Linked DNA regions of Homo sapiens: region 2 is linked to region 1. The links are chromatin loops, found by intact Hi-C in ENCODE. Cell type or tissue: Calu3. All regions are shown on one strand. Links, peaks and the distances in the headings refer to the core of each region. The heading gives the core; the rest is flanking DNA.

Region 1 (12,627 bases), core at 2,883-10,882:
CTCAGAAATGGGCCTGGCTGGCTGACAAAATCCTACGTAAACTCAAAGCCCAACTAAGTGGCTGCTTCCTATATAAGCTTTTTTATAGCTCAAGATAAATTGTTTCCACCATTTTTTGTTCTGTCATGAGAAATTACACACCGATCTCACAGAATCCTACTCGCAAGTTTTAGTTTGAATTGTGTCTTTTTCAGTTTTTTTTTCCCCCTTAGAGAATATAGGAGGGCTGGACCCTGTCTTTATATTTGGGTGAGGAATGACCTAGAATCCAGCAAAACATAAACTACAAAATGATCACTTTATAAACAAAATCCAACTTGATCCAATCATTGGACATCAATCCTACATCTTATTTCCCGAGACTTCATTTCCTTTGTCTAGACACTGAATCACTGAGGCTCATCTCATCCTATTATAAATCATATTTGAGTAGTTCCAAAATTAGGTATTTTCAAAAATATATACAAAGAATGAAAGAATATTCATTTAATATGTGATACACTTTTAGTGGGGGAAATAGTAAGATTATATTTATTGAAGTTATTTAAAACTTGAGTCTGGGCACAGTGGCTCATGCTTGTAATCCCAGCACTTTGGGAGGCCGAGGCTGGTGGATCATATGAGGCCAGGTGTTCAAGACCAGCCTGAGCAACATGGTAAAACCCCGATCTACCAAAAATGCAAAAATTAGCCAAGCGTGGTAGTGCACGCCTGTAATCCCAGCTTCTTGGGAGGCTGAGGCATGAGAATTGCTTGAACTGAGAGGCAGAGGTTACCGTGAGCTGAGATGGTGCCACTGCACTCCAGTCCCTGGGCGATAGAGCGACACTTTGTTTAAAAAAAAAATAGTTATCTAAAAGTTGAAAATGAAGCTGTTCTTCTATAAATTAAGTAGACATTAATCACTTAAATTAACCTAGCCTCTTCCATGATATCTGTAGATTCATTATTCCTTTTGCTCAAGATCTGAGTCTCTCTGAGTCATCTGATGCCATGAGGAATCATATTTAAAGAGGACCAGAACTAGGCCTCTCTTTAAAAAAGTATATAGAAAGAGAAAAGTTATTTAATCTGTGATAAAATGTGAGATGGGAAAAATAGCAAGATGATATTAGAATCATTTGAATTTTGAAACGAAACTACAAATATCTCAGTAGGGGATTTTTATACACAGAAGGGGATTAAAAAGAAAAGACTCAAGGCTGGTTCAAGGGAAAGAAAAGTACGATTTACTTCACTGTTAATGATTTCTACTTGAAAACATAAGCAGCAGAGAAAACATTCCCCGTTCTTCAACTCTGGCTTGTATCCTAACACTATGAAGTGCCTAATACCCAGAGTTTAATGGTCATTTTTCACAATTTAAATTATTCCTACTATTTATCAAAAATTTTTAGGATAAAAGATGAACAATTTACTTCCAAAGATGGAAGTAAATAAAAACTCTCTAAAATTTTCTCATTGAGATGCATGCACCTATTACCTTTGAGTCTGATGTATATAAATTTATAGAACTTTGTAAAATTGCAAATGCAATCACACTGATAATCTATTTTAGGATTCTAAGCAAAGCTTGATGTGTATAGTATATATCAGCAAAACCATTGCTACTAAAAAATGCTGGAATAATCCCTAAAATAGGCTTATAATATTAGTAGGTTAGGTCTAATCTAATCTAAAGTGATGGCAATTTAATCTTATCTTCTTTTTCAAGGTAAATATTATCAGGATGAAGGGTTTTACTAAGAATATTGTGGACTGCAGATTTATCACCAATAAAAACCTCATTCCCGATATAATTAAATAAACGCCTGATTAGGTTAGAGGGGGTGGCAGGGTGTGATCATGGAGGATTAGAGGGAGTGGAAGGGTGTGATCATGGAGGGTTGGGCAATCTTGCCAATAAAAGGCTCTCCTATGCCCTTTCCCCACCATACCTGAGCTCTTGGTGGAAGAGGATGGCGTACAAAGATTTCAGCGGAAGAGGTGAGTCCACATCTGTGTGCTTTGCTTTTCCTTCTCAGATGTCTAGAATTGGGGTTATAACATAGGGGGATGAATGAAAGAAATTAGTAATTAATGCTTTCAACAAAGGCTGTCTGAGTGCTGCCTCGGAGTTGAAATCAGTCACCCTGGATCCCCTCACTGTAGGAGTGGTGGCAGTCAGTTTGGTATTCAGTCCCAAGGCTGCAGGAAGGATGTAGTTCTTATTCTCATTAATGAATCTCTTGCTTGGGCTCCCCTCAGAGGAGAGGAAATGACCCCAGCTCGTTGCTCCTCACATGGGTGCCGCTGTGTCATGGGCTCAGGCTCATCTGCTGGCACAGCTGCTGGGTCACCAGGAGAATCGACTCTTCCTCCAACTCAGCTCAAAGCACAGGGACCATTTGGGACTTGTCTTCCCCAATAGAACTTCAAATCTCTGAAGACATGGGCATGTGCTGGAGTGTTTGTACTCACGGTCTTGTTCTAAGGACTATAAAGCTGGAGCAGAGTAACTCTATGCATGGAAAGGTTGTCACTTGTCACACACTAAGAGGCTGTCATTTCATGAAAATTCACTTCCCTGTGTATTTTTTTTTGCCTGGCAGTGACCACAGATGAACTCTTAAAAGAAGCAACCAGATGTCCCATCTGCACAGTTTACTTAGAAAAGCCAATGTCCTTGGAGTGTGAATGTGTCTTCTGCCTCAGCTGCACCAATTCACTGCAGAAGGAGCCCCAAGGGGAAGGTGTCTTGTGTCCCTTCTGCCTGGAGGCTTCTCAGAAAAACAACATCAGGCTCAATCGGCAGCTGGGGAGGCTGGTTTCGCACATTAAGGAACTGGAGCCCAAGCTGAAAAAGATTCTGAAGATGAACCCAAGGATGCGGAAGTTCCAAGGTAAGGAATCTGTATACCCTGCCCCTTCCCACTACCAAAAGAGGAAAAAGTATTCGTGCAATTGGCTCTCCGTACCATAGGGTAATTAGCTGATGTCTGGCACCTGAAACTGAAATGTTCCTCTGGCATCAGTGATTCTCAGCCCTGACAACATGTAGAAACACCTGGTTTTATTTTTTGATCTCCAGCAAAATATACCCGTGTCTATGTCGTGGCTTAGACAAGGGATTCTCAAAACTTAAAAGAAATGTGTACACATTTATGAGATACATGTGCAATTTGGTTACATGCATTGATTACACAGTGGTCAAGTGAGGGCTTTTAAGGTATCCATCATTCAAATAATGTACATTGGACTTGAAGGATAACAGGTTCTATAGATTTTTTTTTCCAGAATGGTCTAGACAATAAATTTTCCTAGGCCAGATCCCACCCCTTCCTTTCTTCCTCTTCCACTAAAGTTGGTGACTTCGCTTTTCAACCGCATACACAATGTTGTAAAATGCTCATTCTAATAATTTTTAAATACCTTTTATCTCATCTCTTAAATTTAAGCCCATTAATATTGTCTTGCTTAAGGCCTCAACTTCCCCATAGGATGAAGAGCATCCTTCCGTCTAGGTCCTTATCTTCCTCTTGGCCTTAGATTCTCTTAAGTCCAGGCATGGGACCTCTGTCATCACATTATCAGCTGCAGAGATATCCCGTCTCCTGTCAAAACTGAACAAAATTAATTGGTTACAAATACGGAGAACAAAAGCCTGGATTCATGCCCTAGACACTATTTAAATTGGACCAATAAAATGTGAAAAAAGAAACATATCATTTAATATTGCTAACTTGCATTGTCTTAACTATCAGTCATTTTTCACTCATCAGTATTGTAGAAAGAGGGTCATGGTGTCTGTCTTGAGACCCTCCCCTTTAAGCAGAAGAAATACATGACATAAACAAACACATGACATAATGTAAAATAAAAACTTCTACTATGAATAAGAGCCACATATTACAACAAGTATATCTGAGAATTTCAACTATTCAGAGAAGTTGCCTCGAGAAAAGCTCTGACTTCAGGAAAAAAAGCAGATTGACAGAAACCAAAGTCAATGAGATATTTGGGACTTTGCAGTAGAGGAGTGAAATGGGCTTGGCTTCTGTGCATTTGCTGAGCTACTTGTTTTTGTTTTCGCAGTGGAGGTGACCTTGGATGTTGACATGGCTCACAACCTCCTCCTCATTTCTGAAGACCTCAGGAGCGTCCGATGTGGGAGGATCCATCAGAATCGGCCAAACAGTGCTGAGAGATTCAACTTCGCAGGTGCTGTCCTGGGCTCCCCTGGTTTCACCTCTGGCCGCCACTACTGGGAGGTGGACCTAGGAACAAGCAAATAATGGAATCTGGGAGTCTGCAGAGAATCTGCCAACCGCAAAGGGAACATCCAAATGACCACAGAGGATGGATTCTGGATTGTGAGTTTGATGGCTGGGGGCTTCCACTTTGCTAACACAAGCCCTCCAACACCCCTCTGGGTGAACCCCAATTTAGAGCGAGTGGGGATATTTTTGGATAGAGGCATGGGAGACATCTCCTTTTACCACCTTGGAGATGGATCCCACATCTATACATTCACGAAAGTTTTTCCTGAAGAGCCACTGCGCCCATATTTTGCTCCTTCCACTCTCCCAGAGCAGGGTATCCTGAGTGTCTGTCCTGTGATAAATCCAGGCACTGCCCATCCTCTAGTCCATCCTGGGGAGGGCAAATAAACCCCCACTGCATAGAAACAGGATCGGGAAATTAAATTACTTGGTGGGTAGACCTAGGAAGTTTCTGTTGGGTATACATATTTTACAAAATCATAGCAGAAAAATATAGACCATTCCATGATGTAGTTAACTTCATAGATTCATTAGAATAGAAGCTGAGTTTTAAATATTGATTATTGTCACCATCAAACGTGTTGAGTTTTGTGTTTATATTTTGTTTCCTAATGATATGTTTTGTATTCTTAATTTCCAAATGCTTTACCTTTTATTTCTGTAAGTTCGGCTTTATGTATTATGGAGTTTATAAGTTAAATAAATATTTGGCTGTAACCAAATGGATTATGTGAGTTTCTAAATAATAGGGGTGCAACACTTTTTATTCATAGTGCAATGTGTGGGTGGGGGGGTGGGCAGGGGTTTGTGTGTGTATTTGAACAAAACAAATGTGGATAAATACCTGTGTCTTATCCAGCACTGAACAACTTTCCACCACCACAGCTCCGTGTAGCTAACATTGTCTTGGACATGAGATTGTCTACATTAACAATGGTAATTCCCCCACTGTAGAATGTACTGCTTTGTCTCGAGTGCACTCCTGGTAATACCTGACTCTGATCAGCCGATCCTTCCTCCTTCCGTTATCCCTGTGGGGTCCTCAGTGCTGTGCTCCTCTGGCTGGCACAGCTCTGGTCACTCTGGAGATGCATGCTGGGGGCCAGGCAGTCATGCTCTTATCACAAGTCAGTTCCCTGCAGGAGGGATCTACTGAAACTAGTGCTGGCTTTTCAAGTGTTCTTTGCATTTTAAACCATTGGCAACCTTTACATACTTTTTTTTTAAGAGCCTCACTCTGTCACCCAGGCTGGAGTGCAGTGGTGTGATGTCAGCTAACTGCAGCCTTGACCTCCCCAGGTGCAGGTGATCCTTCCACCTCCGCCTCCCTCTAGCCCCAGCTGGGACTACAGGTGTGCACCATCATGCCCAGCTAATTTCTCCTTTTTTTTTTTTTAAATAGAAATGGGGTTTCACCATGTTCCCCACGCTGGTCTCAAACTCCTGGGTTCAAGCAATCTGCCCACCTTGACCTCCCCAAATGTTGGGATTACAGGTGTGAGCCACTGCTCCTGGCCTTATATCCCATTTTTAAGAATCATTGAAGATGGTCAAGGGTCTGAGGTGTCAGCATTGTGAGCTGACTTAGAAAAGGCCCTGCCTCCCAGCCACGTGAATGTGCTGGGGATATATGCAATATTCTATGACTGAAAAGTACACTTTCAGCAGAATCAGGAAGATCCCAGTATATGTATACCTGTCCTGACTGGCATAGGTAAGTTTCCCAGACTCTGACTCCAGAATTCATGAAGTTTCAGAAAAACTAGTGGAGGGAAAGGTAGGAGCAGGAGGAAAAGGAAGAAGCCAAGCAAAAGTGAAATTTTTGGTAAAACCCAAGTTTTAAAAATAAAATTTATTATTAATTAATTAATTAATTTTTTTTAGAGACAGGGTCTCACTATGTTGCCCAGGCTGGTCTGGAACTCCCAGTGTCAAGCTATTCTCCCACCTCAGCCTCCCTAGTAGTTGAGGTTATAGGTGCCAGCCACCACATCCTGCCTCAAATATTCTTTAATTTCTCTTGCGACTTCTTTGACCCATGTGTTACTAAATCTCTAAACATTTTCAGAGAAGAGTGTTGTTTAATATTTTTGAAATTTTCTGTCTTTCTGCTAGAGATGGCTATTCTGATCTATTGTGATCTGAAATCATCCTTTGTATGATTTATATTCTTTTCAATATGTGAAGGTGTGTTTTATGGCCCAGAATATGGTCTATATTGAATATTCCTTGAGGGCAGACCGGGCACCGGACCTCAATCTCGGGCGCCATCTTCTGGTTGTTAGAACAAACTGCCCGAGAAAGGCTCCCTCAAATCCCCTCATTGCTGGGTTCCCCACATGGCAAACTGGATGAACACCAAGGAGCTCCTTTTGCTCCATGCAGTTCAACAGAAAAGCCCTGTGGGTGGGCATTTGTCAACTTCTCCTCTGGACAAAGATGCCCCGGTCAGAAACACTCCCTGAGACCCTCCCAGCATCCAGATAGCAGCCCAGGCTGTGACATCTCACCCTCAGGCCAGATCCAAGCAGTGAAATATATAATCTAATTTCTTCCCCAGCCCAGCCCCTTGAGTCCCAGTTTTTCATTCTCCCATTCTCAACTCTCCCACCACTGAATGATCTAAAACCACAGGGAAACCTTTTATTGAATTATATTTTAATAAAGAGAGCCATCTCATTTCATGTAGTTTGTGATATAAGGAAAATAGTAAGATTATAAAAATATCTTTTACTTTTGACATGGTTACTAACAAAGGGAAAGGAAAAAAAAACGCCAGAAACTTGAAAAGCCTGATTATCTGGGGCTATTATTCCTGTTTGTTTTAAAATCAAACTTCTAAACACAGATCTTAATCCCAGCACTTTGGGAGGCTGAGGCGGGCGGATCATGAGGTCAGGAGTTCGAGACCAGCCTGGCCAACATGGTGAAACCCCGTCTTTACTAAAAATACAAAAATTGGCCGGGCATGGTGGTGGGTGTCTGTAGTCCCAGCTACTCAGGAGGCTGAGGCAGGGGAATTGCTTGAACCAAGGAAGCGGATGTTGCAGTGAGCCGAGATCACGCCATTGCTCTCCAGCCTGGGCGACAGAGTGAGACTCCATCTCAAAAAATAAATAAATAAATAAATAAATAAATAAGAAGCATAAAGAAAAAGCCCATTTGAAGAAACCATGGTCTAGTGAGGGTGACTTTAGGAAAGACTTAAGATTAGGTTGAATTAATTTCCTTGGTCTAAAATAAATATGAAGGCTGGGCATAGTAGCTCATGCCTGTAATCCCAGTACTTTGGGAGGCCAAGGCAAGAGGATCACTTGAGGTCAGGATTTGGAGACCAGCTTGGGCAGCATAGTGAGATTTCTGTCTCTAATTAACAAAATAAATAAATTAAATAAATATGAGGTGGTTTTACTTTGTGAGTAAAAAGTACTTGAAACTAGCTCCATTCATTGCATAAGGGCTAATAGTGATGCCTCATATTTGGCTTTGAAAGTTTTCTGGCCAAATTCCAAATTTTGTCATATGCAAACATGATATTCAAAAGCTAATCCAGAAAAAAGGGTATGTCTATATTAATCAAAATACAACCACTTGCAGGATAAATTGCTGTCCTTTGCACGTGGTGCTTCTCTATATCTTCAGTAAAAAACTCATTGATTCCAGATTTAAATCAATAACTGATTGAGTTAAAGAGAAGGGGCAGGATGTGGATAAAGTGGGAGGGAGGACTTTCTATAAAAAAGCCCCTTATAGGTGGGTCCCACTCCACATCTCAGCTCATTTCAGAAGCAGCTGGAGCAAGAGAAGCATCTTGTGGAAGTGAGTCCAGTGTTATTCCTTTCTCACTTCTCAGCTTTCTACAAAAGACAAATATAAGAGAGCAACATCCAGGGAATGAAGTAATTAATGCTGCAAGTATGATCTGAGGCCAACTCAATGCCAGGCACAGTGGGAGCACTTAGGGACACGGGATCCTCTGCCCAGAAGCTGAAGGCAGGACTAGATTCTCAATACACAGGCTGGGAGTCTGACAGATTCTTTCAATCAAATCATAGCTTGGGCTACTCTAGGAGATGATAACTTGAGTTTCCCCCATTGACTTAACCCTTCAGCTGCTGCTATGGGTCTGTGCCCAGCCAGGTGGGACCAGATGAAGAGTTGGAGGGGCTCTGGGTCTAGGCTAGGGATGTCTCAGACAAAATAATGTAATTCATATATGTAGCTATGTATTTCCTGATAGCCAAGTTAAAAAATGTAACAAGAAACAAGATAAATTAATTTTAATATCCAAAGGATTATAATTTTTAACATGTAAATCAATTTTCACCTTATTAATGAAACATTTTTCTGATAATGTCTTCAAAATCCTGGGCAGATTTCACACTCAAAGCATGTCTCACTGTAGATAAGCCTCATTGCAGGTGACAAGAGCCACATGTGGTTGGCAGCTCCTATATTAGACAGTCCAGTTCCATTCCCTTTCACAATCTCAACTCTAAGCCAAGTGACAGATCACACCCTTTATTTCAACTAGAATTTCAAATTCAGAAGACCAGGGCCATTCGCATATGTTTATATATATATATGAAAGAGAGATTCCTTAGCCTTTGCCTTGTGCTAGGGATGGTACATGATATCTCTATGCATGTGAAGATGAAATAGCCCCTGTTCTTTCATCTCCTGGATCTCCATTACTATTATGTATGTTTCACCCTAGCAGCAGCAGCAAAGGCTGCACACTTTCAAGAAGCAAGCAGATGTCCTATCCATCTTGTAATGTGGCTACATCTGCTGCCCCCACTGCTTCAACTTACTGAAGACAGAACCCCAAAAGGAGAGTTTATTGTGCACTTTCTGCTCAATAGTTTCTCAAAAGAATGAGATTAAGACAAATTGCCACCTGGGGAAGCTGATTTCCAAGATCAAAGAACTGGAGCCCAGCTGAAAGCTATTCTATGCCTGAACTCAAGGATGCCGAAGTTCCAAGGTTAGGTATCTGGAGCCCTCCCCATGAAGGCCCCAGAAAAGCCAACGGTGAAAAATGCTCTCCATTAAATATAGGAGTCAGCTGAATTTTGGCACCTAATTTTTTTTTTTTTTTTTTGAGACAGAGTATCGCTCTGTCTCCCAGGCTGGAGTGAAGTGGCCTGATCTCGATCTCGGCTCACTACAACCTCCACCTCCCAGGTTCAAGTGATTCTCTTGCCTCAGCCTCCCGAGTAGCTGGGACTACAGGTGTCTGCCACCACTCCCGGCTAATTTTTGTATTTTTAGTAGAGACAGGGTTTCACCATATTGGCCAGGCTGGTCTCAAACTCCTGACCTTGTGATCCGCCTGCCTTGGCCTCCCAAAGCGCTGGGATTACAGGCGTGAACCACCGTGCCCCGCCAAATGTTGGCACCTAATGTTCTTATGCTCTTTAAGCAACACTAGTTCTCTCTCCTGAGTATGGGTTAGAACCACCTGGATTTTTTGAAGGATGCGTAATGTTTAGGTCATGCCCTATACCTGTGCTGTCCAACATGATAGCCACTGTAACCATTAAGAACTTGAAATGTGGTTACAGCCACATATGGAAAGAGAATATGTTTGATCAAGTTAAATAAAAATATTATTAAAATTAATTCACCTGTTTCTTTTTATGTTTGATAATGTGGCTACTAGAAACTTTAATATTACACATGTGGCTGGCATTATGTTTCTATTGGGAACACTATGCTGTATCATGGCTTTTCAAACTTTTATGCATTAGATTACCTGGGGGACTTGTTAAAATGCAGATTCTGATCCTGCAGCTCTAGGCTGGTCTGCAAATCTAGATTTCTCTCCCAGGTGCCCAGATGATGCTGTTGCAGCTGGTTCCCACACACACCGAATAGCAAGGGCCTGGTATCAGCTGCATCTGAGCTTCTCTCTGGCTGTGAGGCTCATGACTGCAATATTTAGAAGCAGTCTGGTGATTTGTAACAACCCACAATGAGTCTTGGCAACCATTATGATCAATGAATTTATTCCAGGGCTAATGCCTCTCAGCAAACAGTGATAAAAGTGCATGTGGTTATTGATCCTGTACATATAGATTTGGTTGTGAATTCTGGCCCAGAGCACTACATCATGTGCTAACCACATGTAGCAGGCACTAAAGGAAATAATGCTCGATTCAATATCGCAACTTAACTCGGAGTAATTTTTGTAACCCAATTTGGTGGAATGTGTATATTTAAAGTGAATTATCATAACTCAGCTGCCTGTGTAATGTGCTAAAGTCAGCATGCCAGCCTATACCTACCAGATTCCTGAACGCAGACTCATTCGAATGTGCTAAGTCTTCCTGCATCTCTCTCTGTTCCTAGTGTCTATTACAATGTGTCATAGAATTAATGGTGGCTGCATTGGGTTTGAATGCAATACGTGTACTGCCCACTTGCTGAGAGGCTGATTTTTTTCTTTCACAGTAGATATGACCTTGGATGTTGACACAGCTGATGAGCTCCTTGTCATTTCTGATGACCTGCAGAGTGTCCAATGTGGGCATATGGAACAGAAGCTGAAAGAACATGCTGAGATTTACCTTCAGAGTTTGGGCTCCCCTCAGTTCACTTCCAGTTGCTATTATTAGGAGGAAGATTTGGGAACAAGCACAGAATCAGACCTAGGAGCTTGCAAAGAATCTGTTCACCAGCGAGGAGAGATCAAACTGTCTACAGAACTTGAATTCTGGACACTGAGTTTGAGAAAGGGAAGGTGCTTCTCAGCCAGCACTGTGCTTCTGAATGCACTGTGGGTGAATCCCTGGTTACATAAAGCAGGGATTTTGCTGGATACTGGCATTACAAACATTACTTGTTGTTACCTTAGTGATGGATCCCATATCTTTTGTTTTTTGTTTTTTGTTTTTTTTTGAGACGGAGTCTCACTCTGTTGCCAGGCTGGAGTGCAGTGGTATGATCTTGGCTCACTGCAACCTCCGCCTCCTGGGTTCAAGCGATTCTCCTGCCTCAGCCTCCTGAGTAGCTGGGACTACAGGTGTGCACCACCACACCTGGCTACTTTTTGTATTTTTAGTAGAGATGGGGTTTCACCATGTTGGCCAGGAGGGTCTTGATGTCTTGACCTCGTGATCCGCCCTCCTCAGCCTCCCAAAGTACTGGGATTACAGGTGTGAGCCACCATGTCCAGCCTAATTTTTCTTATAAATTCTTTTTTGGCCCATTAGTCACTTTAGAATGTGTTAATTTCCACATATTTGTGAATTTTCCATTTTTCCTTCTGCTGTTGATTTCTAGTTTTATTCCATTGGATGTACAATACAGGGCCCATTTTTGCCTAATTTATATAACACCCTGTTTATATCTAGTCTCACATATTTTCTCTGTATCCACAGAAAAGTCAAGAATTTGTTATTCTTGCCTCTGGTTTGGCCTTCCCTAGAGCATTCAAAGCTTCTTTTTCTCTGTCTGGAAAGGAAAAGCTGGACAGGCCCATGGCTTAATTCTCATTCATCCATAAAGTTATTTAGACCAAGAGTTTTCCCAGTGAGCTCTGTTTTGGCCCCGCGAGTGAACCATATGTTGACAGTTGCACATGGAACAGAGGCAACAGGAAAAAAAGCCCCGTTGTGGGCTCAGTAATTATTGGCTATAAACAAATAACATGGTTTTACAGAAGAAATAAGACCTAGTATTAGATAGATCAATAGAGTGACTATAGTTTGCGATAGTCTATTATACATTTAAAAATAGCTGGAAGAGAGAATTCAAATGGTTCTAGTATAAAGAAAAGACAAATATTTAAGGTGATGGATATCCCAAGTATACTGATCGATGTTTACAAATTATATGAATGTGTGAAATTATCACATGTACTCTGAAACTATGTACATTATGCATCAATAAAAACAAAATAAAATGAAACTCTGTATGTCATTCATTAATTGAGTTCACCTTTACTAGGAGATTCTGCATATTAAAAGAACACAGAGAATATTGATTCAAGTCAGGTCCACAGGACACTGAGGGCTGTCTGCTGCTCTCCACTGAGGCTGTTGTTTTCAGCAGAGAGTGTCTATAAATGTCCTATAGGAGCAAATTAGCCCAGGCATTCACTTGACTAGTGAAACAGATGCGGTGGAAAGGGGAGGTCTCTAGGCCTCCAGGATGTAAAGGCAGAGTCCCATGCACCTGGACCCTGAGAAAAGCAGAAGGTCTGATGACACAGGGGTGGCAGAGGTGACTTTGCCTCCCCACCCCAACCCTCAGTAGGTTCCAGTCAGGAGATCTGCACATTATAAATGGACAGTGACCTGGAGCTCTTTTCTTTTTCCCCTAAAACTAATTATTCTATGTAACAACAAAACCAAACTTT
Region 2 (12,627 bases), core at 2,465-10,464, 210 kb before region 1:
TCAGGAGGCTTGAGCCCAGGAGGTGGAGGTTGCAGTGAGCCAAGATCATGCCAGGGTGAGTGACAGAATGAGACCCTGTCTCAAAAAATAATAATAATAATAAATATGATCAGCTGGGTGTGGGGGCATATGCCTGTAGTCTGAGATATTGGGAGGCTGAAGCAAGAGATTCACTTCAGCCCAGGAGTTCGAGGCCAGCCTGGGCAACATAGTGAGACCCTGTCTCTAAGACAAAAAAAAAAAAAGAGAGAAGGAGGAAGAAAGAGCTTTCTGGGCTAAGACAAATGTTAGTCATGTGTATCTGTGATGTGGTGTGATGACAGGTCTACTTGTTCTGGATGTCTTTTTTTTGGTGAGTATTGTTTGGGGGAGAAAGAAGTATTGGGTGGCGTGAGGATTCAATGTAGATGGACCAATGTTTAATGGGACTGAGGACACAGAGAGGACACAGAGCGGACACAGAGATGTGGGAGACAGGGTCCCTCAAGGTGCTCCTTGACACACAGACACAGCTTGGGGGACTTAGTTGCTGCCAAGCCAACTCTTGGCGTGACATGAGGTGGCAGGAGTGGGGACGGACGGCCACTGAGGACCCACCACCCCAGGACAGCCGGGCGCCTCTGGCAGGCAGGTCCACGGTTACTGATTGTCATGGTCAAGCTCAGCTGGGCACTGGGTCCAGAAGGAGATGTGACTGGCCCATTTTGTGTCTTTTATCTGAGCCTGCACCTTTCCTAACTCAGATTTTTTAAATACTTTTTTCTTTATACTCACTTTGTTTTTCTCTGTACTAATACACTAACTCGGATTTTTGGCTTTTATTGGGCCGAGGTCCCACCAACCTGGATGCTCAGCCTTGTTTGGTAAAGCAAGAAAAGTATCTGAGAAATGTTCCCTAAAGGCTGATTTCACCCCAAACAGTCACTCAGTGATGCGCCTCACTTACCAAGGACACACCCCCAAAAGGCATCTCCTGGCCTCCGGGTCTCACTCTGTTATCGCAGGGTGTGGTGGAGCAGGTGTGGTTGGGTGGCCACCAAGATGGATTTCAGTCTCTTTCCAGGCCCAGGGAACAAGCCGAATTCGAGAGACTTGGCTTTTAGCCTCCTGTTAGAGCCAAGAAAGACTTCAAAGACTCAACGGCTTCTAAGGCTTTTTACATCAGCAAAGTCCTGCAAAGCCTGCAAACGAAGGCTGCTTTGAGGCCTTTCATTCTAAGGACAGAGAAGGTAAATTCCATGGCCACTTTCTCCAGAGCAGCAACTGGGCTCCTTCTTTTTACTTCCATGGGGAGGACAAGAGATTCATTTGCTTTCTGTTGCTGAGAATGCTATCAAAACAAATTTTACTTTTAGCTGCAACCTTTCAAAAGCGTCTTAAGCATAAAGCACGAAAAAATCCCCAAGCTTATGTAGGCATTCTAGTTTTTTCGTGGTTGGTGTTTTTTTTTAACTGTGCCAGTTTCAGCTGAAACATGGTTCTATTGTTTCCATTTCCCACTGTACATACAGCACTGAATTCTTGGGGAGCAAAAGTACGAGGGCAGATTGAGAAACCCCAGTTCATGAGAAGTTTGTTGTTGTGGTGGTTGTTGTTTTAGCAAAGAGAGGAAATCGGTAAATAGCTCTGATGTTGAGACAGCAGGAGGTCAGGACATTGAGCAACGTGCAGGTGGGGTTGTGGACTCAGGGCTGAGCGGCAGGGGGCGCTCCTCCCAGTGCAAGCCTTCAGAAACACCAGCCTTGAGTTGGACGGTTCTGGCTCATTGTGTGGAGTCCTAAGTGGTCACACTCCACACTCCTAAGTGGTCTGGTCACACAGTTGTTTTAAAGAAGGGTAATGGCTCATTAGGTAGATTTGGGTAGGATGCAGCTTGAAGTGGGGCGTAAAATCCTTTCATTGTCCAATGGGGAGGTCACAGTGCAGCAGCTACTCCTTGTACTTGGAATGAGGGAAACAGCGTAATCTAGACTTGAACACGGGCTCAGGAACCAGGAGCGCCAGCCACAGATCTCACTCACTCTCACTGTTGTTTGCAACTTTGGGCAAGTCAAGTAACTTCTCTGCTGGATCACTGCTTCTCCAACTGTGTGAGCATTTGTAGCTTTTTCCCAAATAAGTACTCTACTTCCTGGCTTTCCAAAGTGGAGCCGGACAGTCGCTTCTGCATCATTGGGAGTTTGTTGGCAATGCAGAATGTCAGCCTCGATTCCAGACCTACTACATGGAATCTGCATTTTAACCAGAGGCCCAGTGCTGAGCACACTGAGGTCTGAGAAGGACTGCTCTGTTCTCCCAGGTCACTGCAATGGTATCAGGTTCTTCTGTTCCTCTCTCTCAGAGGATACTTGAAATGATGCCTGAAAAAAAAGACAATCTAGGCCAGGCATGGTGCCTCATGCTTGTAATCCTAGCCCTTTGGGAGGCCAAGGCGGGAGCATCACTTCAACCCAGGAGTTTGGGACAAGCCTGGATAACATAGTAAGACCCCATCTCTACAAAAGAATAAAAAATTAGCTGGGTGTGGTGGTGCACACCTGTAGTCCCAGCTACTTGGGAAGCTGAAGTGGGAGAAGTGGGGAGGATTGCTTGAGCCTGAGAGGTCGAGGCTGCAGTGAGCCATGATCGTACCACTGCACTCCAGCCTGGATGACACAGCGAGACTCTCAAAAAAAAAAAAAAAAAAAAGATCATCTATATATATGGTCAGGACTCAGGTAAGATCCTTAAGATGTCTTTGTATTCATCTGTAATAAGTCATTTTAAGAACTCCATGTTCTCTGAGGCATTTTCTGAAAGTCATTTGTGCACCCATCTATTGCCAATGATTTCTCCTCTCACTAGAGGTGTGAGATGTTTTTCAAACCCGCTATGAATTTCTGTTAAATTACCTTACCCATTAGATGTTTTTTCACCCTGCTGTCTCTCACCAGGGGAACGCTGTGAAAAAGCTTTAGAACACTGTGCAAGCAATCATCCTTTCCAGCCACCTGTTTCTGCTGACAACTTTATGAATAGCTTCTTTACCAATCATTAGACAAAAACCATTCCATTCTGGAGAATGATGACACAGAAGGTTAAGGGCTTTTTCTAAAAGCACATACACATGTGTGAGGTTTGCCAAAACCAGCTTGTGCCCAAAGTAGGACAGATGGGCCACTAAGGGGAAAGAGCAGAGAAAGGGATTCAAGAGAAGGAAGTTTTTGTAAGGCTTGTGCTATAGACTGAGTGACTGTATTCCCCCAAAATTCATAATCATCAATGTGATGGTATTAAGAGACAGGGTGTTTGGGAGATGCGTAGTCATGACAGGGTAGCCCACATGAATGAGATTAGTGCCCCTATAAAAGAGACACCAGAGAGCTCCCTCACCCCTTCTGCCATGTAAGGACACAGTGAGAAGACAGCAGTCTATGAACCAGGAAGCAGGCTCTCACCAGATACTTCATCTGCTGGTGCCTTGATGTTGGACTTCCCAGCTCCAGAACCATGACAAATAAATTGTTGTTTAAGCCACCCAGTCTATGGCATTTTTGTGAGAGCAGCCCAGATGCATTAAGACAGCTTAAAGGGGGCCTTCTGAATGGTACATCTAGGGGGCAAAAGTCACAATTTGAAATGTCTTCCTTAGAAATGTCCTCTGAGAATATAAAAGTAATAATAAGAAATCGATTTTTACAGAATGCCCCAAACTCCTAAGATTTCAGCCTTTAGGTTATGTCCCTGTCATCATATTAATGAAACATGACTTTTTCAGTAGTACAAAGAAGTGTTTCTTTTCACCCAAAGGAGACCGTGGTCCTGTCTACAACATGGCATGAAGGAGGACTGATCAATTATCCAGATAATACAAGGCCAACCTCTCCCCGCCAACACCACTACCACTATACACAACATCATCACGGCCTTCGCTAAAGTATCAGACCAGGGGAGACTAATCACATTACTTGGACAAAGTTTAGCAAACTACCTGCCTCATGAATCCTTCTATTTATTCTGTGGCAGTGGTTCTCTACTGGGGAAGATTTGGCAATGTCTAGAGACGTGTTTGGTTGTCACAGCTGGCAATGGGTTGCTACTATTGGGCAGAGGCAAGGGATGCTGCTGGACATCCTACACTGTGTGGGACAGTCTCTACAACCCAGAATTCTCCAGTCCCAATGTCAGTAGTGCTGAGGTTAAGAAGCTCTGTTCTGGGAGATGGGGTTGAGCCTCCATTCACTGCAAAGCAAAGGAACATTCACAGCAATATTGAAGGAATAGGGGCCAGCACTTCCTCCATGGTTTCTCCAACCACAGGAAAAGCAACATGAACAGCTTCTGGGATGAGCTAGATTGAGCCAAGTCCAATCCCATTCGGCTGTGTCATCACGGGGCAACTTATGATACCAGAGCTCAGGTATTGACAGTTCGGCCCTTCAGAGGGATTTCTGGGGTTTTTAGCTTCTTCCAATCCTGGTACTTTGGCCTAGATTAGGGCTTCTGGGAGGTCAAGAGAAATCCAGGTCACATCCATTTTGGAGGCTCCAATTATAAGGGCAAAAAGAGGTCGGGTGTGGTGGTTCACACCTGTAACCCCAGCACTCTGGGAGGCCGAGGCAGGAGGATTACTTGAGGTCAGGAGCTTGACACCGGCCTGGCCAACATGGTGAAATCCGAATCTACTAAAAAAAAAGTACAAAAGTACAAAAAGAGGCCAAAATAAGATTATAAAAATTTCTATTTATTTTAAATATTTGCACATAAGATATATAAATATTTGCATATAAGAAATTATCCCTTTTACCCCCCCCCCCAGCAATGGAATGCAATGTACTTGTACCATTCACAATATAATTGCAATATTTATACAATTTATGTATTAATTCACAGTGCCCTAGAGACAGGATTGCCTTACAGTAGGGTACAACCTGAAGGAAGCTTTCTTTTCCTTGGTCCTGTCAGTGTGTCTCTGTAACTATAAATATACTTACTTAGAAATAATATTAAAGATCAAAATTTACAGCTTTTTGAGGCTATATCATAAGGAGCAACAAAAGTTCAGAGGCAGGAAATAATAGTTAAAGCATACAAGTACTTACATGTTTATATACATATACGTATAACTATGTATAGTTAAAACATAAAAACTGGATATGTTGGGTAGCATTCTAAGTGATGTGTGCGTGTGTTCAAACTTTTATTATTATTATTATTATTATTTTGAGATGGAGTCTCGCTCTGTCACCCAGTCTGGAGTGCAGTGGTGCAATCTCAGCTCACTGCAACCTCAGCCTCCTGGGTTCAAGCGATTCTCCTGCTTCAGCCTCCTGAGTAGCTGGAATTACAGATGCCTGCCATCCCGCCCGGCTAATTTTTATATTTTTAGTAGAGACGGGGTTTCACCATGTTGGCCAGGCTGGTCTCATACTCCCAACCTCAGGCGATCCACCTGCCTCGGCCTCCCAGAGTGCTGGGATTACAGGTGTGTGCCATGTGTAAACTTTTATAGCAACATTTTGTTGTCATCTTCCTATTTTACAGATGGGGAAACCAAAACGGAGAGTGATTGAGTGACTTGCGCAAGGTCACACACCTCAGGAGTAGGTATGTAAGTAGAATAAGGATTCAAACTGAGAAAGTTCTGCTCCAGAGGCCACCACCCTTACCATTTTCATATGTAGCCTCTCATAAGGAGAGGGGCAGACTCAAGTAGATGTGCAGAATCATAGAAAGGCTTCAGAAAGTCTATAAAGAGTGGTTCAGGCATTGGAGTCAAGCAGATCCAAGTTCAATTCCAGGCTTTGACCCTTATTAGCTGTGAAGCCTTGGGCTCCCTACTTTAACCTAAAGCCTAATGGTCCCCACCAGTCAAGCGAGGCTATGTTGGAATCTGAGAACTAGCCCTGAGGACACAAGGAAAGGGCTCAGTCATCACAGCTGTGTCTGATCTCAGCCTCCGCCTTCTTAGATAATAAAAGTGAGGCTCAGAGACAGAAAGTGGGCTGCCCAGGGCCACACAGCAAACTATTGACAGTCCTCAGCACACCTGGTCCAATGTCCTGTGCATAGCATTGGCAGCTCTAAGCCAACTCATCTAGTCGACTCTGCCCCCTACAGCTTCTTGCCCATTTCAGGGCTCCAGATAGGCTTCTGCCCACCTGCAGGGCCACGCTGCCATACTTGGTGGTCTGTGGCAAAGTGGGTAAAGCAGGAACAACTGGAGAAGACACAGAACAAAACATGTGGGAAAAAAATGTTCAAGGTCCAGGCATAGGCTAGGTGTGGTGGCTCATGCCTGTAATCCCAGCACTTTGGAAGGCAGAGGCAGGAGATTCTTGAGCTCAGGAGTTCAAGATTAGCCTGGGCAACATGTTGGAAACCCGTCTCTACAAAATATACAAAAATTAGTCAGGTATGTTGGTGTGCACCTGTAGGCTCAGCTACTCGGGAGGCTGAGGTGGGAGGAGCTCTTGAGCCCAGGAGGAAAGGGTTGCAGTGAGTGCGGATCACACGACTGCACTCCAGCCTGGACGACAGAGCCAGACCCTGTTTTAAAAAAAAAAAAAAAAAAAAAAAAAGGGTCAGGTGCGGTGGCTCAAGCCTGTCATCCCAGCACTTTGGGAGGCCAAGGCAGGCAGATCACCTGAAGTCAGGAGTTCAAGACCAGCCTCACCAACATGGAGAAACCCCGTCTCTACTAAAAATACAAAATTAGCCGGGTGTGGTGGCGCATGCCTGTAATCCTAGCTACTCGGGAGGCTGAGGCAGGAGAATCGCTTGAACCCGGGAGGCAGAGGTTGCAGTGAGCTGAGATCCTGCCATTGCACTCCAGCCTGGGCAACAAGAGCTAAACTACTCTCAAAAAAAAAAAAAAAAAAAAAATTCCAGGCATAATCCTGGAGTGTCCACTAGGTGGAGCCACACTTCTGCATTCTTGGGTTCCCAAGAATTTAATTTTTTTTTCTATTGAAGAGCATGAATCTGGCTCATACGTGAGGGATTGAGAAGTTTCACTCAACCATTCATTCATTCAATATTTACTCAGCACCCACTCTGTATACCAGGCATGGGAATTCAACACTAAACGCAGTACTTAGGAGCTGTAATTATCATCCGGCAACAAATTCTTTGCTTCTGTGATGAATCTCACAGCCATGCAACAAGTACACCATCCCATCCTTAACAAGGTCTGAGAAGTCATCTTCCATTTATTCTTCCAGTATTTATTTGGCGTGTACTCTCTCCCAGGCCCTGGGCATGCTAAGATGGAAAAGACCATCTAGTGGAGAAGACAAACATATGACCGGTGTCCACTCAGCCTGACCCTACATGGTGACTGACGCCTGCCAAAGCCTGGCTCGAGGGGCGCAGTAACCATGCTCAGATCCTCCTTTCTCCTCTGGCATCACAAATGGGGAGATCAAAACCTTTGCCCAGCCCATCCTTCCTCTGCTTCTCATGAACAGTCTGGTCCATTTCCCTGTCCTCTCAGAATCATGCTGCTGATAAAGACATACCCGAGACTGGGCAATTTATAAAGAAAAATAGGTTTAGTGGACTCACAGTTCCACGTGGCTGGGGAGGCCTCACAATCACGGCGGAAGGTGAAAGGCACGTCTAACAGAGCAGCAGGCAAGAGCAAAAATGAGAATGAAGAGAAAGGGGTTTCTCCTTATAAAATCATCAAATCTCATGAGACTTATTCACTATGATGAGAACAGTATGGGGGAAACCACCCCCATTATTCAATTATCTCAATTATCTCCCGCCAGGTTCCTCCCACAGCACATGGGAATCATGGGAGCTACAATTCAAGGTGAGATTTGGGTGGGGACACAGCCACATCATATCAGGTGGGGTTTCCGATGGCAAGGATGTGATTAATTTCATTATATCCAGGGCTTTGGTGGAGCCTTTCACTTTTCCCTGGGCACGCATTTCTGTCTTTCCTTCCAAAAGAGGTGGCGTGGGTGTGGAAGGAACCACACAGGACTGAAGACGGAAAACACAGGCTCTGTCCCCCATCTTGACGCTTAGATGATGTGTGGTCTTAGATCAGTCACCTCCTTCTTCTCGTTAGTCTCCTCAGCTGTGGTAGATTAAATGTGGCCACAAATTCTTGACAGATCTTCCCATCAGGAGATGGCATCTTTCTCCACTTCCCTTGATTCCGCCAGGCAACACTCTTGTCCAAGTCACCGGCATCTGCCCCTTCATTACTGCAATAACCTCCTCATAGTTCTCCCCACATTCGCTCTGCCCACCCCACCATCCCCACCCCCACATTCCACACACGGGAGTTGGAATGACCTGAAATCTAAGTCAGATGATGTCATTCATCATCCTACGCCCCTACCCACCGCCCTGTGCCTCCCTAACCAACCACCCACAGCAAGACTGCATCTTCTGGCTCCCTGTCACCCCTCTTCCCTGTCTCCTCATTCATACTGCTATAGCCTCACCTCTGGGATTGTGACCCTGGAACCACATAGCTGGTCATCTGGAGACAGACTGGAGCAGAAAACCAAGGTAGAACTTGAGTTGGAAAGCTTATAGGGTTGAAGTTTCACTTTAACGCTGAGGTGTTACACAGAAGCTAGAGGGGGCAGAAAACTACCCAAGTCTGTGGAAAGGAGTTTTTCTGACAGGTGGTGATAGTGGTGGCATCAAGGAGGAGGGGACTGAGGGAATGCAGTTGCTGGTAAAGGGTAGATGGTCAGAATCCTCAGCTGTCACCCAGCAACTTGACGGTGAATAGGATGAAGCAGTCACCAATCAGGCTGTCACAACCACATTTGCTTGCATGTCTTATTTAATTTTCCCTTGACCATAAACCTCTGATCCTATATTAGAATACAGAGCCCTCAGAGGGAAGGGCTGTGTCATGTTCATTTTTGTAGCTCCCTGTCTCCCAAACTGTCCTGCATAAAGATGGCAAAGAAAACAATTGTTGCATGTCATGGGTGACAGTTCTTGCCTCCTCACAGCAGCACCCCAAGTTTCCTCCAGAGAATTCTTGCTGCCAACTCTGTGTTCCCTGTACAGCTAATTCTCTCTCTGGCTCCAGGGCTGGGCATGAGGCTCAGGCTTTGCTGAGCAGAGCATCACCTTCTCCTGACCACAGTGACTGGTGATCATTCCAGAACTGAAGAGGCAAATGAGAGAGAAGTAGAGAGAAATGCAAGTGCTTTTTCTGCCGAGGTTGCAAGTAGTAAAGATGCATCAAGCCTGAAGCTCCTGATGGCTTAATGTTAAGTGAACAGATTGTAAGACAGAAACTAAATATAGAAGAGAGGTCCAATCCTGATGACAGTGGTTTCAGCCCCTAGATCCAGCTATGTCTGAAGCTATTTATGTCAGTAGGTTCTTGAGCTACTAAGCATATACATTCTCTTTCTTGCCCAAGGCAAATGGAGTCGGTTAGCTGTCAATTGCATTCAATAGAGTCCTGACAGACCAACGAATGAATGAATGAATTGATGAACAACTCTACCAGAAAACTTGTGTCACATGACAGACAGGATCCTATCTCAGGAGTCGGGTTAGTATATTGCCATTGCTAACTCTATGACGCTGGGCAAGTTTCCTGATTTTTTTTTTTTTTTTTTTGAGACAGAGTCTTGCTCTGTCACCCAGGCTGGAGTGCAGTGGCACAATCGATCTCTGCTCACTGCAACCTCCGCCTTCCAGGTTCAAGTGATTCTCCTGCCTCAGCTTCCCAAGTAGCTGGGACTACAAGTGCATACCACCACACACAGTTAATTTTTGTATTTTTAGTAGAGACAAGGTTTCACTGGCCAGCCTGGTCTCAAACTCTTGACCTCAGGTGATCTACCCACCTCGGCCTCCCAAAGTGCCAGGATTACAGGCTTGAGCCACCACGCCTAGCCTTCCTAATGTATTTGAACTTCAGTTTAGAACTCTAATATTATTCATTTATTCAACGAATATTTAGTGACATTTGCTGTGCCAGGCACTCTGCCAGGTGTTGGCAATACTGTGGTAACAAGACTCTCACGGCTCTCGTCCTTGTGAAAATGCCAATTCAGTTCTAGAAAAATCAAGTTTCATTTTTGTACACCTGATTTTGTCACTGTCAAATCTATTCATGGTATAAGTCTCTAGCACTTGGTAAGTGGTAGCTATCATTCCTTCCACTCCTTATCAGCTAATATTGTAGGGTCAGCTAGAGGAGGAGCAAGAAACAGAGCCTCGTGCAATGGGGGAGGAGGGTACCATAGGCTTCATTTCCTTCCCAGCACTCAAGCCCATTTAGAAAAAAATGTTTATGAGCCTCAGTACAGATGACACTGAGCTATAGGGTATAACAAGAGCCTGGCATGGCCCAGGATTCGATCCTCTGGGACCCTTAACTAAGAATAGCCAACGTGCCACCAACGACATTTATTCTGGCCTCTGGCAAAGAGACTTTTCTGACTTAAATATGTTCATCAGTTCCTAAGAATCAGGCTTAGAAACAGAGCTACTTAAGCTCAATCTCTTTCAATTCTCATTATAAGGAATTAATCATACCTGCTGCCATGGGATTTTCATTTTTAAAGGGAATTCACAGCTTGGGCTGAAGTGGCAGAATGTCGGAAATAAGTCCTGTAAAAGAGGCTGAGTTTAGCAAGCCCAAAATAACTGGAGTCCTAGCTTACCTTCTGTTATTTAACTTATTCACTCATTTAACAACTATGATTTATCAAGAGCCCACCCTGCACCAGGCACCATGCTGGTTGTGACAGCAAACCTGACAGGGACTGGGCCATCATGGAGCAGAAGCTGGCTCATGAGAAGGCAACCCACGGGGGCAAAAGACCTAGAGTCAAATACTCAAACCTAAGCCCATTCCCGTATACAAGGTGAGCCCACGTGAGCCTAGCCAGGGGTTAATACATCAGCCTCTGCTAAGAAATCAGTTCATGCGCTCTATTCTAAATACAGCACATTTCTCACCTGCTTTATTATTGCTGCATTAAAAGATGACCTCAAAACTCAGCAATTTAGTACTTACTACCACTAAACTATACTCTTAAAAATGGTTAAGTTCGAGGCTGCAATGAGTTATGATCATGCCACTGCACTCCAACTTGGATGACAGAAATGTAACCAGGCACCCCCATTTTTTAAGAGAATGAGTTATTTTTTAAATTTCATTATTCTTTTCTCTTTTCTCCTTTTCCCCTGTTCCCCACTTCCTACTTAGCTCTTTAGAAATGCCATTATAACGTTTTACCTTCCCTTCACCAGATACTCTCTACAGGGCAAGCTTATCTAACTATGTGCTTAAAAGCTCCAGAGTGGAAATTTCTCCCACCAGGAGCCTGCCTCAAGAGACAACAGTCAATTTACAACCATGGGGTGTCTCCTACAAAACACTCTCTCACCTGGAGAGTATCTGGAGACAAGCGCCATTTTTACAACTTAATTCTGCCCATGAAGCACCAGCTCAACCATCTGGTAGTTAAGGCACTGAAGCAAGTCACATAGGCCCCTACTTGCCTGGCCCCTACTTGCCTGCCCCCTCCCATGCATGCCATTCATGCCACATCCCCCTTTAAAAGCCCCAGCTTTCTGCCCCAGAAGTGAAGTGGTACCTTAAGGCAGGAAGCCTATACTTCTTCCCTTAAGCTAGCTAGCTTTGGAATAAAAAGTCCTTTTTTTTTTTCTTTTTTTTCTGAGACAGAGTCTTGCTTCTTCACCCAGGCTGGAGAGCAATGGTGCGATCTTGGCTCACTGCAACCTCCGCCTCCCAGGTTCAAGCAATTCTCCTGCCTCAGCCTCCCAAGTAGGTGGGATTACAGGCATGTGCCAGCACGCCTGGCTAGTTTTTGTGTATTTAGTAGAGACAGGGTTTCACCGTGTTGACCAGGCTGCTCTCAAACTCCTGACTTCAGGTGATCCACCGGCCTTGGCCTCCCAAAGTGCTGGGATTACAGGCGTGAGCCACTGCACCCGGCCAAAGTTTACTTTTTTTATACCAGACCTCATTCTTGTTATTGGACTCTGCAAGAAGGGAGCACCAAACCTGCAACTCAGGGTTTTCTTTTTTTTACTTTTTATTTTTCTTTTTTGAGACAGGATCTCACTCTGTCACCCAGGCTGGAGTGCAGTGATGCAATCATGGCTTACTGCAGCCTCAACCTCCTGGTCTCAAACAATCCTCCCACCTCAGCCTCCCAAGTAGCTGGTGTTATGGGATCTTTGAGGTGTCGATTTTCTGGCCAGAAACCTCTGTGGCAGGTGGCACCTTTGCCCGAGTTCTTGTCCTGAGTCCAGGACGAATGGGGAACACAGACAAGTGAAGGGTGAACAAGCTGAAGATAAACTTTATTAAGTGTTAGAACAGCTCAGAGAAGACCCACAGTGGGTAGCTCCTCTCTGTAGGTAGGTCGGCCAATCGAGTGTTCAGCTGTCAGCAGACAGGAGGCCCTAGAGAGGGTGGCTCCTCTCTGCTGGCAAGTCGTAGTATCATCTCCAGCTATCAGCAGAGGAGAGCTGCTCTCTGCAGCTGATCCTCCCATAGTCTCAACATCCTCTGCGTCCTCTGCCCTGCTCTGGCCATCCTCTCTCGTGCTCTGGCTGAGACCGGGCTTTTATGGACCTCAGAGGGGAGGAAGTACATGCCGATTGGTCCATGGG

Evidence for each region. Hi-C counts contacts between places; a loop is a spot of excess contacts. Peaks named below come from ENCODE experiments on the same cell type or tissue, not always from the same donor. Only the 100,000 strongest peaks of a DNase experiment are listed, where the experiment ranks them.
Region 2: a loop joins it to region 1, with 11 times the contacts of the local background. A loop is called at or near these places in 87 of 110 quality-filtered maps.

What each region holds. Positions count from the first base shown.
Region 1 is chr12:107,878,738-107,891,364 of GRCh38, forward strand. It overlaps the pseudogene LOC390358 and the pseudogene LOC644746. Among named protein-coding and RNA genes, the nearest start is that of ASCL4, 110 kb to the left of the region's middle. In Calu3, for the core only: a CTCF peak has its summit at 6,533 (motif pointing left); a DNase peak (open chromatin) is centred at 6,544.
Region 2 is chr12:107,669,539-107,682,165 of GRCh38, forward strand. No RefSeq gene overlaps it. Among named protein-coding and RNA genes, the nearest start is that of PWP1, 9.9 kb to the right of the region's middle. In Calu3, for the core only: no CTCF peak of the experiment used is centred there; a DNase peak (open chromatin) is centred at 6,903.